Linked DNA regions of Homo sapiens: region 1 is linked to region 2. A link is a loop called in an ENCODE intact Hi-C map of the cell type or tissue named here. Cell type or tissue: endothelial cell of umbilical vein. All regions are shown on one strand. Links, peaks and the distances in the headings refer to the core of each region. The heading gives the core; the rest is flanking DNA. Region 1 overlaps DPYD (dihydropyrimidine dehydrogenase). Region 2 holds the start of DPYD-AS2 (DPYD antisense RNA 2).

The links. Peaks named below come from ENCODE experiments on the same cell type or tissue, not always from the same donor. Only the 100,000 strongest peaks of a DNase experiment are listed, where the experiment ranks them.
Region 1: it touches region 2 in a loop (4-fold over the local background); 2 of 110 quality-filtered maps call a loop at or near these places.

The regions. Positions count from the first base shown.
Region 1 is chr1:97,847,675-97,853,072 of GRCh38, reverse strand. All of the region lies in intron 2 of DPYD (dihydropyrimidine dehydrogenase), which reads left to right. Among named protein-coding and RNA genes, the nearest start is that of DPYD-AS2, 53 kb to the right of the region's middle. In endothelial cell of umbilical vein, for the core only: no CTCF peak of the experiment used is centred there; DNase peaks (open chromatin) are centred at 2,982 and 3,522; H3K27ac peaks cover 1,579 bases.
Region 2 is chr1:97,793,466-97,798,863 of GRCh38, reverse strand. The region is part of intron 3 of DPYD (dihydropyrimidine dehydrogenase); the gene reads left to right. It overlaps DPYD-AS2 (DPYD antisense RNA 2), which reads right to left and starts at 1,943. Exons shown (of 3, transcript NR_046591.1): 1 at 1,792-1,943; 2 at 1,569-1,649; 3 at 813-1,396. In endothelial cell of umbilical vein, for the core only: no CTCF peak of the experiment used is centred there; DNase peaks (open chromatin) are centred at 1,293 and 1,993; H3K27ac peaks cover 2,652 bases.

The DNA of each region.
Region 1 (5,398 bases), core at 317-5,316, 54 kb before region 2:
GCCCAAGTGCTAGGATGCCCTTCTGTGCAACCATTACTCAGAATGGGCTCCCTGGGTATCAGGGGAGACTTCTGCCTAGAAGTGATGTCATGATACAAAGGGGTTTGGATATTGACAGCCAATTGATTTTCAATAATAAATTGGTGAAGTATCCCTGAGGGAAATACATCTGAATAAGTCTTGCTAAAGTAGCTTCCAGTGTGCCAGCTTACTAAATTATAATGAGGAAAATGTGTATGAGTATTTGAATTGTGACGAACATCATTTTTTGCCTGTGTTTCAGCTTCATGGGGTAACACATCATCATTATAAATATGTTGTTGATTTAACCTGAGAAATCATCATCCTTGAAGAAGAAAATCTATTGGGAGTCAAATTGTATTCAGAAAGTTGCTATATGAGCATCAGATCAGTTGAATTTGAGTAAGACGAAAAATAGTTGGCATTATACAAAGCAGTTTAACAATGGAAATCACTGATAAAAATGCAGTGTTCATTGCTCAATGGCTACACTCCACTTGTACAATTTGGATAACATCATCATTAATACAATAAGAATTACTGTAATAGATTCCATGTTATTATGTTTTATTCTTCAGTTTAAAGATGGGAAAACTGAATTTTGGAAAACTACCAGCTCTGTGATGTTGAGGAGGTTACTTCAACTGTCTAGTCCTCAGTTTCCTCATTTATAAAATGAGGATGAAAGTAATATATACTAATATTAGTAATAACAGTAAATAATAACTCTTATGTATGTGACTCCTTAGGTCTGGCACATAATAAGCACTGTTATGTTATAATAGCACTAATCAGGTATGATTATCCCACCTAAGAGAAAATAGAAAGTAAATTAAAACAGAATTCAAATGATTAGTTTTTAATGTAAGGATTTCTGATTTTTTAAATCTAGGTAATAGCTACTTGAAATTTCCTAGTGCTGGTCCTTGAATGCTTGAATGGCTTAATTTCCACATTCTTTCATTTGGTTTCCTTCAGGCATCAGGTAGCTGCACTTTCTTTTTCTTTCTTTCTTTTTTTTTTTTTTTGTAAATTGCACAGTCTCTGGTATGTCTTTTTTTTTTTCTATACTTTAAACTCTAGGGTACATGTGCACAACATGCAGGTTTGATACATAGGTATACATGTGTCATGTTGGTTTGCTGCACTTTCTGCCTGGTTCAAAGATGCAAGCTTTAAGCATTTTCTTTTTTACAGTCCTGGTTTTCCTGAATTAAACACAAACACAAACATGTAGACAAATGTAGACAGAAAATCCTCATGTATAGTGCATTATAATTGATAGAAAACTTTCACATATATTTGTTTAGAGCCTAGAGCCCAGTTTCTTTTTTTTTTTTTCTTTGCTACTGTCACCATTAGCCAAGGTAGAAATTTCAAAAGTTGGCCTGGTATTTGCTGAGTTTGGAGGACTAGGGTTAAATATCATATTTGGACTTCGGGACAGAAACTTTCTGTAAAATGTTATGATTATGTAGAGATTTGAAAAGACTACATAGGGGAGGTCCGAATGCACCTGCATATTTAAATTATAACTATATTTTCTTGAATTTCCGTGATGCTGTATGCCATTCATGTGTTTTACCTTTATTTGACCTTGACCTTACATGCACTATGTGCATCTAGGAGATTTAATACATATAGTTGGTGAAAGGAATAAAGAATGAAGTGACATATTACACTAACATAAAAATAAGGAGAATCCTAATCTGACCTCATCATAAGCAATACTTTCCACTTACTTATTTGAATAAGAGTATTAAATAAAGGGCAACAGAAGTGACATATATATATATATATATGGTAATTAGACAATGATAATTTATGTTCCAAAATTATAAATTGTTAGAAACTTATCATAGTGTATAAAAGTCTAAATGAAAATGTCCTTCCCTATATATTTTTGTATTAATAGAGATTATGGCTATCTGTTCTTCAAATAATATCTCCTTGAGCATCATTGCTTTGTGAAATGACAAAATATTATGACATATTTAACTTATGAAAGATCCTAAAGTTCTGTTTTACCCTCAGCTTTTCATAGTATGTGTTACTGTGTTTTATTACATAGACAATTTAAGAAACCAGAGGACAATTCATTTTTTTCTGTGAAGTAGCAAATTGGTAAGGAATCATGGGAGATAATATATCATATTCTTAAAAAGGACATGTGTTTTAAAAATCACCATTGATTTGATTTTTAATATATCATTTATAGAACAGATGGTGGAGTTATAGTTATAAGCAATGAAGTACAAAAATCACCTTGCTGGATGGTTTTTTTGTAGGCAATTTGCTCGATCAAATTAAGTTGGAAAAAATAGGTGACCGAATTCTATAGATGACACTATTGGTAGTTTTATTTTTACTGTGATCTCCTGTGTTTTTATCTGTCATGATTGCACAGCACCCTTTATATTCTTCTTCTTCTCATTTTTCCTTCTATTCAGTCACTCTGGCATTCTGAGGCTGATATTTTAGATATTTAAAACCGGATTCTACTCCAGAAAATCCATTTGTTTTAAAGAATTCATATGAGATAAAAGGACTGTTGAATCAAAGGACCAAATAGTTCATTAAGAAGCATTGTAAAAGTGAATAATGTACTAATAAAAAGTTTCATACTTCATTTTCATATCTAAGAATTTAGTTAAGCATATCTTAATTTATTTCTTTAATTAATACCTACTTTAGAAGTTAAGTAACAGAGAAAATTAGAGATTTAACCTACATTTTACCATTTGCAAGAAAGGTACAAAAATATTCTATACCAGCTGTAATCATGCATGACTTTAATCAGATATTTGGAGACCTATTTCAATTGCCTGCGGTGTTAGCTATTCAAACTCAAAATATTCTGTAAGATTCCCTTATAACTTGAGAAACAGATGACTCATTTCCCTTAGACAGCTCAGCTTGTGCAATTTTAGCTGTGGAGAATGAGCTGTCCATTATTTTTTATCACCATTCTCTGCTGAATGCATTTGCTCTTTCTTCCTTTCCATTGCTTGTGTTTGTTTATCTAATTTGGATTATTAGCATGCCATAATGGTCTATAATTTTTTCCCCTCAGTCATTTACTTCTCAGGCAGGAAATTTCTTAGTGCTCCTGAGGACAACAACAACATGTGATATTTTGTTTTTGTTAAAGTCACAAAATTAAAAGTTTAGAAGACACTCATGTCTTCAGGAAAAGCTCTATTCAAACACTGCTGAGGAATATTGGCCAGTATTGTTTCCTGTAATTTTGTAGAAATAAAATTTGTAAATTTGTAGAAATAAAGATAGAACTGATCTTTGTGATGAATGGCAAGTGTGGCAAACTTAAAATTAATCAAATATCTTCCTTTATTTTTATCATTATTATTAAGGTTCTTTGAAAATTATGAAAGATAATACAGTTCTTATTTGTGGAGTGCTTGGAGTGTGCTGGTTCTGGTGCCAAACTTCTAAGGTTCACATCTAGGCTCTGTCAGTTTCTACTCAGGAAACCTAGGCAAGTCATTTAAGCTCCGGGCTTCCGTTTTCTCAGCTGGCGAAAAAAAAAAAAATGAATGTAGAAATGGCTCTTTTACAGGGCTGTTGAAGTGTTTACAAATTAAGACATATAAAGCACTTGCTTAGAACAATGCCATATATAGAGTAAGAACTCAGTAAGAGTTAACTACTAAAGGATTTTTAGTGTACAGAATTCAGGAAATACATATACATAGAACAAAAGCAAATAGAATCACTTGAAATCCTACCACCTAGAAATAAGTCAATAACATTTTGAAGTGTGTTCATTTAATCTTATTCTATATGTCTATATTTTTATTTAAAAATGAGATTGTAGTGTATATTCCTAGTTTGTAACTTTGTTCATTTAAAATAATATGCAAATGTTTTGCATAATCTTGTATTATACTACACATTATTTAAGTGACTTCAGTATCACAATAATATGGTAATTTGGTTATCTAATGCTCTAGAGCTAATCATTAAATTTTTATACAGGGCTTTTTTTGTTTGTTTTGTTTTTTGCTATCATAACCAATGCCTCAATTGGTGTAATTGTAATCACTATCATTTCACGTATTTAAGAGTATTTCCTTAGGATATATACAGATTTTCTTTCTAATATTTAGATTTCAGTCATTACTTACAACTCAGACAAGCTTAAATTGATCCAATTTCAAATGTTTGGAGACATATGACTCCTAATCTCCTTATAATACACAGAAAAAAATCCCGAAACCTTTCTTCATTGTTTTCCTCTGAAAACCTTTGTTCTTTATTTGAGCTTCTCTAAAACAAGTGTAATACTCAAGATGCTGGTTAATGGTGCCATGCAGAGGGAGATTCTGCTTATACTTAATTATACAACATAATCTTTCCTTTATAAGTGTGATGCAATAGCACTGATTCATATCAAATTAAGCATTATTGTATATAATAATTGTGCTTGATATTTTCATGCTAGATACGCATAAAAGAAAACTAATACATCTGTTGCCCTAATAACATAAAATATAATTGCATTTCACAGTCCAACTTCCTGAATACTCTAAAGTAACACTTTCACATCCTCTTAAAAGATGAACTGAATTTACTTCACTTCACTCAATATGACATTTTTGGAAAATAGTCACTAAAAGTTTCTTAAATGTTTTTAAATAGAAGTGGTATTTGTGCAGCCTGCAATCCCAGCACTTTTGGAAGCCGAGGTGGGTGGATCACGAGGTCAGGAGATTGAGACCATCCTGGCTAACACGGTGAAACCCCGTCTCTACTAAAAATACAAAAAGTTAGCCGGCCGTGGTGGCAGGCGCCTATAGTTGGAGGTACTAGGGAGGCTGAGGCAGGAGAATGGCATGAACCCGGGAGGCGGAGCTTGCAGTGAGCCAAGATCACGCCACTGCACTCCAGCCTGGGTGATAGAGCGAGACTCCGTCTCAAAAAAAAAGAAGTGATATTTTCTCTTGTTCGTTAGAGGGGTATAACAATTTTCATTAACATTGAATATTTTAATATTTTAAATGCTATATTTTCACCTTAGTTTCCTATTATTGTATGTTCTTTGTGGGTTTCACCATTTATGAATATAAAACAATCATGTGCTTTGCATTCACATAGCCCATCCTTTTATTTTTAAATTCTGGCATTTGATATAGAGATATAGCTTGTGTATGACAGAGTAAGCTTTATTTGGTTATTTTTGATTCTGAGAATCTTTTCCTTTAATAGAAAAGTTTAACCTTATTTTTAATTTACATATTTGGACTTGCATTCAAATGCTGTATTAGCTCGCAGCCCACCCCTACAATGTATATAGTATTTCTTTCTTTTGTTGTTTTTGCTGAAATTTTAAGTTTTTCTCCTGATTAATGTCATACAC
Region 2 (5,398 bases), core at 94-5,093:
ATAGATACTTAACAAATGTTTCTGAACATATATGTGCTCTGTGATACAGCAGATGAAACTTTAAATAACTGAAGTGAATACATTTAAAAATACTTTAGATGCATTTATTAAAAGATAACAATAACAACAAGCTTTATTTTGATCATTTAATTTTTCAATAATGTGTTAAATACTTTGTATGGATTATCTTATTTATTCTTAATAACAATCCTGTGAGGTAGGTACTATTATTATGCCCATATTGTACGTACATGGACAAATATCTTCACCTCAATACTGTGAGGTAGGTACTATTAGTATACTCATTTTATAATAACAAATATTGAATATTTAACAAATATTGCAAATCTATACTTAAAATGGGTAGAATAATAGTACCTGCCTCACAGGATTGAGGTGAAGATATTTGCCCATGGTCATACACTGAGTAAGTGATAAATTCATAATAGCAGAAACTATTTCACTATTTGCTTGATTGTCACAGGGAATTCTTTGAAACCATGTTTATATTTGTGGTTATTCTGTGTATGACTAGATGGTTATAAAAGTTTAAAAATTAATTTCATAGTTCACATTTTTAATTTTCTATAACAATTCAGAGAGACTATCCAGACATATGAATTAGGAGAATAATTCTGAAGAAATAGATGACACAGCAAAGGACTCTACATATAGGTTAGGACCATATTCTTGTTGGGAAGATGGCCAAAAAAGAATTTTGAGGATATTTTTTCAATTATTTAACAAATATTGAAAATCTATTATGTTCCACTTGGAAAAGAAAGAATTGGTGGGTAGGAGCCAACTAAGATCCAATAAACTTTTGTCTGTGACTTAACTCTTCTGAAGTTGTCAGAACGTTATGTTCCCCAGAGTTAGTTGTTTTGGTTGACAGAAATCTATGATATGCCAAATAAAGACTTTCTAGTTACTATTAACTTTGCCTTGCATGTAGAAAGAAAATATTACTCATCAGAACTTATCATAAATCTTAGGATGCAGTCATATCCCTACATATATTTTGATTATTTCAAAATCAAATATATACTTTAAAAAAGGCTTACTATGTTTTGAAGGGTTCATATTTTTTTTCTGAAAAATGGCAAAATAGTGCTGGCCTCATGATGCTTGGTTTAGTACAGGAACATACATACTAATATAAACAGTATGCCCAGCCAATTCATTATCATCCTGGAACTATATTCAGCCTGGCTACTATCATGAAAGATGAGTAGAAGCAGTGAGCTGGCAAAGCTGGCCTCTGCCTCTGGTTGTTAAGCTGTTGGCAGCTCAGGATGCATGACCTTTCAAATATACGCTTCTAATTCAGGACTTCTTATGATGTCATGTAGTTATGTTCTTCCCTTTTAGTGTATTCTCTCTTCAAAATTCTGTGCTGAAAAAAGGAAAAAAAAGAAATGTAAGCTACTATCCTTTTGGCCAAATGTTGAACTTTTCCTTCTGTAACTTTGTAGGTAGGAGACAGCAGAGTAACTGATCTTCCTACTGAAATGAATTTCCTTGAGCAAAATTATTTCAAAAAATATGTCTGGTATCTTTGTTTATACCTCAGGGTTGCCGAGCTGTCAGCTGCATGCCTGCTTTTCATTGAAGCATATGTATATTTGTGTATATATGTGTTTGTATGGCTTCCAATAGCATAGTAATAATTTCAGGGGAGGAAATAGAAAAGAAAGCAAGATAAATGTATTACATTTTTGTATTTCCTCCTTGCATTTTTTTAAAGATAAGACTCTGTTGTAAAATATAAACTGGCAATTTGATCATTACTTGTTATTCATTTGAACTAGTTCAGTCAACAGATAATGGACAGTGAACAGAGAGACCTCTTTTGGTAAGCCATGTAGTTTTTCCAGGGGTGATTGTTATGCTATGTGTATTTAGATAGAAGCTTTTCCCTGTGTAATCAGCTTGCTGCTGCCCATTTTACTGCCAAACATTCCTTCTCTATGGTAGCATAATACTGTTACCAAGGGAACAGCTTATGGCCGACACATACAGTAGTGCCACAAATTAATTTCACAGTTATCAGGATATAAGGTGATAACAGTAACGTGAGCTACTGTGAAATTACCATTGTTCCCACAGAGTTAGTGTAATTATTACTTTTGTGGTAACTAAGCAAATAATTCACATCACTACTCCTGGATGTTTGTTCTCTCTTCTCTGTCTCACCCTCCTTCTTTGTCTTTCCCTTTCCTTCCTATATTTTCCTCTTTTGTTGATTCAGACTCTCTCCCTGAGTCTCTTTTCACAATTACCAATTAATGTAGAGTATTTTTTATATTGGCATTAAGAAAGAGTTTTATTGAAGTGGGGTGAAGGCATCTCATATATGTAACTCATGGGCATAATTAGGATGTTCACTTCTATCAAAGATATAAAGGACTAAAACAGTGTATTGAGAGGATACATTCAATTTGTGATCAATGTAGACTCAGAGATTCCAGTTTTATTTTCATAGAATGTTAACTTCATGTGTTGAATAGAAGGATCAGTTTAATGTGATTAAAAGCAGTGGAGAAAAATTAACTTCCCTAATTAGCTGTGTTGCTTAGGACAAGGAAAACAACTTAGCTTTTTAGTACTTACATCTATAAAATTGGGATAATAATAATGCCTACCTAACAGAATTGGTATGTGGATTAAAAGAGATATGTGTGAAAGTGAATTTTAAACTGTACAATAAAAGTTTTAAGCTATTATGATCATTGTCATATAAATGGGGATACATCTGTAAAATGGGGTTAAGTATATTCACCTAACAGAATTGGTATGTGGATGAAAAGAGATATGTGTACAAATGAATTTTCAGCTGTACAATACAAGTTTTAAGCTATTACCATCATTGTTATATTTTAATGGAGGCATCTTTTGATGATAGCCTACCCTCATTATCAGAAAATTTATAAGGATAATTCAAAATAACAGCAGTAACACAGGGAAGAACACTTTTTATTGCATTTTATTATAATAAAAAGAGTGTTTCATTATACCTAGGGCACAACAAAATGAGATGTTATCATTATAAAATAACAGTAATTTTAATAATGAAATTTTCCAGAGAATGAGTCATATTTTTTATTGTTTTTATTGAGTATATGTATATGTTAATTAAAATTTCAGCATTGAAATATAAAATAATATAGGAGTGTGTATAGTATGTCCATTATTTTTTAAAAAGCTACAATGGTGAGTACATGTGAAATATGAGTTGTTCACTATGTCAAAAAGTGAAGTTGCTAAGACAAAGGTAAAATTATAGAAATGAGTTTATGTAGGAATGTTTGTTTTTAATTGCGTCAATGTGCATTATGATCTTTAGTCTCCATTCTATGTTATTTTGCTTTTAAAACGTATTTTATGTATTCTGTTAGCAAGATCAGCATATAGCTAACAGTTAGTATCAGTTACTAAATGTTGAGTAGTTAATTATGTATTTATTTATCATTCTAACACTATAAATTATACACTTTTAGCAGTTAGAAAATTGATACATGATAGAATAAAATAATTTGATGAAATTTGTAGCTAGGCATATTTGTTGAATGAATGAATTAAATATGGTGAATATGTAGTAAACTGCCTCCCATTGCTAAATGTCTTTTTAGAGAGGGTAGGAAATTAAAAATAATTATTTTCTCATGTAAATTTTTCTGCCACCCATTTTGAAGTTACCCAACACTGGTAACTTTACATAAAGAAGTATGACTTTAACTGGACTCTGTGCTCATCCCATTAGTTAAGACTGCTTTCTCACATTATTATTATTTTGGAAATAAGTAAAATTATTTTTATTTCCTACTCTTATTTGTTCTCTACAAAGAAAATCTAATGTGATCTACAAAAAGATACTAGAACAAACAAGATTAGGTATATTGCAAGATTGATATACAAAAATCAAATATATTCTAATCACTAACAACAAACAATTAAAAATTAAAACTTAAAGCAATACCATTTAAGATAGCATAAAAATTATACAGTACTAGGGATAAATCTGACTTGTGAAAGATGTGAAAGATATGTGTACTAAAAATCTATGTACCCTGCCCTGAAATAAGTGAAGCATGGCTTCCCACTTTTTAAGTGTGAAATAAGCGTGGTGACTTTTTTCCGAAAAGTATAATATGTAAAGAGTTGGAAAAGAGTAACTTTACAGAAGAGAAGCCTGAAAAATACTAACTAGCCAGGCAATCAAGATTGATATCAATGGTAGTAAGTCATGTTGATAATATGTACCCTTAGGTGAATGGAATCCAGGTCAAACAAGCTTTTTAAAATAGAGATTTAAAAACAAAACGGAAGTAATATATGTTAACTGTAAACATCTATGATCAGTCTTTAACGTTTTTAATTTGCTTTTCTATAATGGTGAATGATGCTGAATATCTTTTCATGTGTTTTATGCCATCTGTATGTCTTATTTGGTAATGTGTCTGTTTAGGACATTTGTTTATTTTTTTTGGTCGGCTTGTTTCTGTTATTATTTATTTTTGAGAGTTTAAACAATATTATGGATTCAAGTTCTTATCAGATATGTGCCTTGAAAATATTTCCTCCTAGTATGTGGGTTGTCTTTTCATTCTCTTAAGAATGTCTTTTGGCCTTGCCTGGTGGCTTATGCCTGTAATCCCAAAATTTGGGAAGGCTGAGGTTGATGGATTGCTTGAGCCCAGGAGTTTGAGGCTAGTCTGGGTAACATGGTGAAACTCTATCCTTACTAAATATACAAAAATTAGCTGGGCATAGTGGCGCATGCCTGTAGTCCCAGCTACTTGGGAGGCTGAGGAAGGAAGATCACCTGAGCCCAGGAAGTTGAGGCTGCAGTGAGCCATGATTGCACCACAGCACTCTAGCTTGGGCGACTGGAGTGACACCCTGTCTCAAACAAACAAACAAACAAACCAAACAAACAAACAAACACAACAACCAGGTGTTTTAAAGAACAGAAATTGTTATTTTTGATGAAGTTAAATTTATCAATTTCTTGTGCTATGATGTGTATTTTGGTGTCATATCTAAAAAAATCTTTGTCTACCCTAGGGTTGCAAATATTTTCTGCCATGTTTTCCTCTAGAAGTTGTGTAGTTTTGTGTTTTACATTTGGCTCTAGGTTACATTTCACGTTAAATTTTATATATGGTATGAGTTATGGTCAAAGTTTTTTTTCGTTTTGTTTTGTTTTTGTTTTTTTCATATGGGCATCCAATTGTTTTAACACCATTGTGGAAAAGACTCATTTCTCCACGGAATTGACTTTGCACTTTTATGAAAACCAGTTGTCAGTATATTTGTGGGTCTCTTTCTGGACTTTGTATTCTGTGGCATTGATCTTTTTTTCTATATTAACACTGGTATCATATTGTCTTCACAG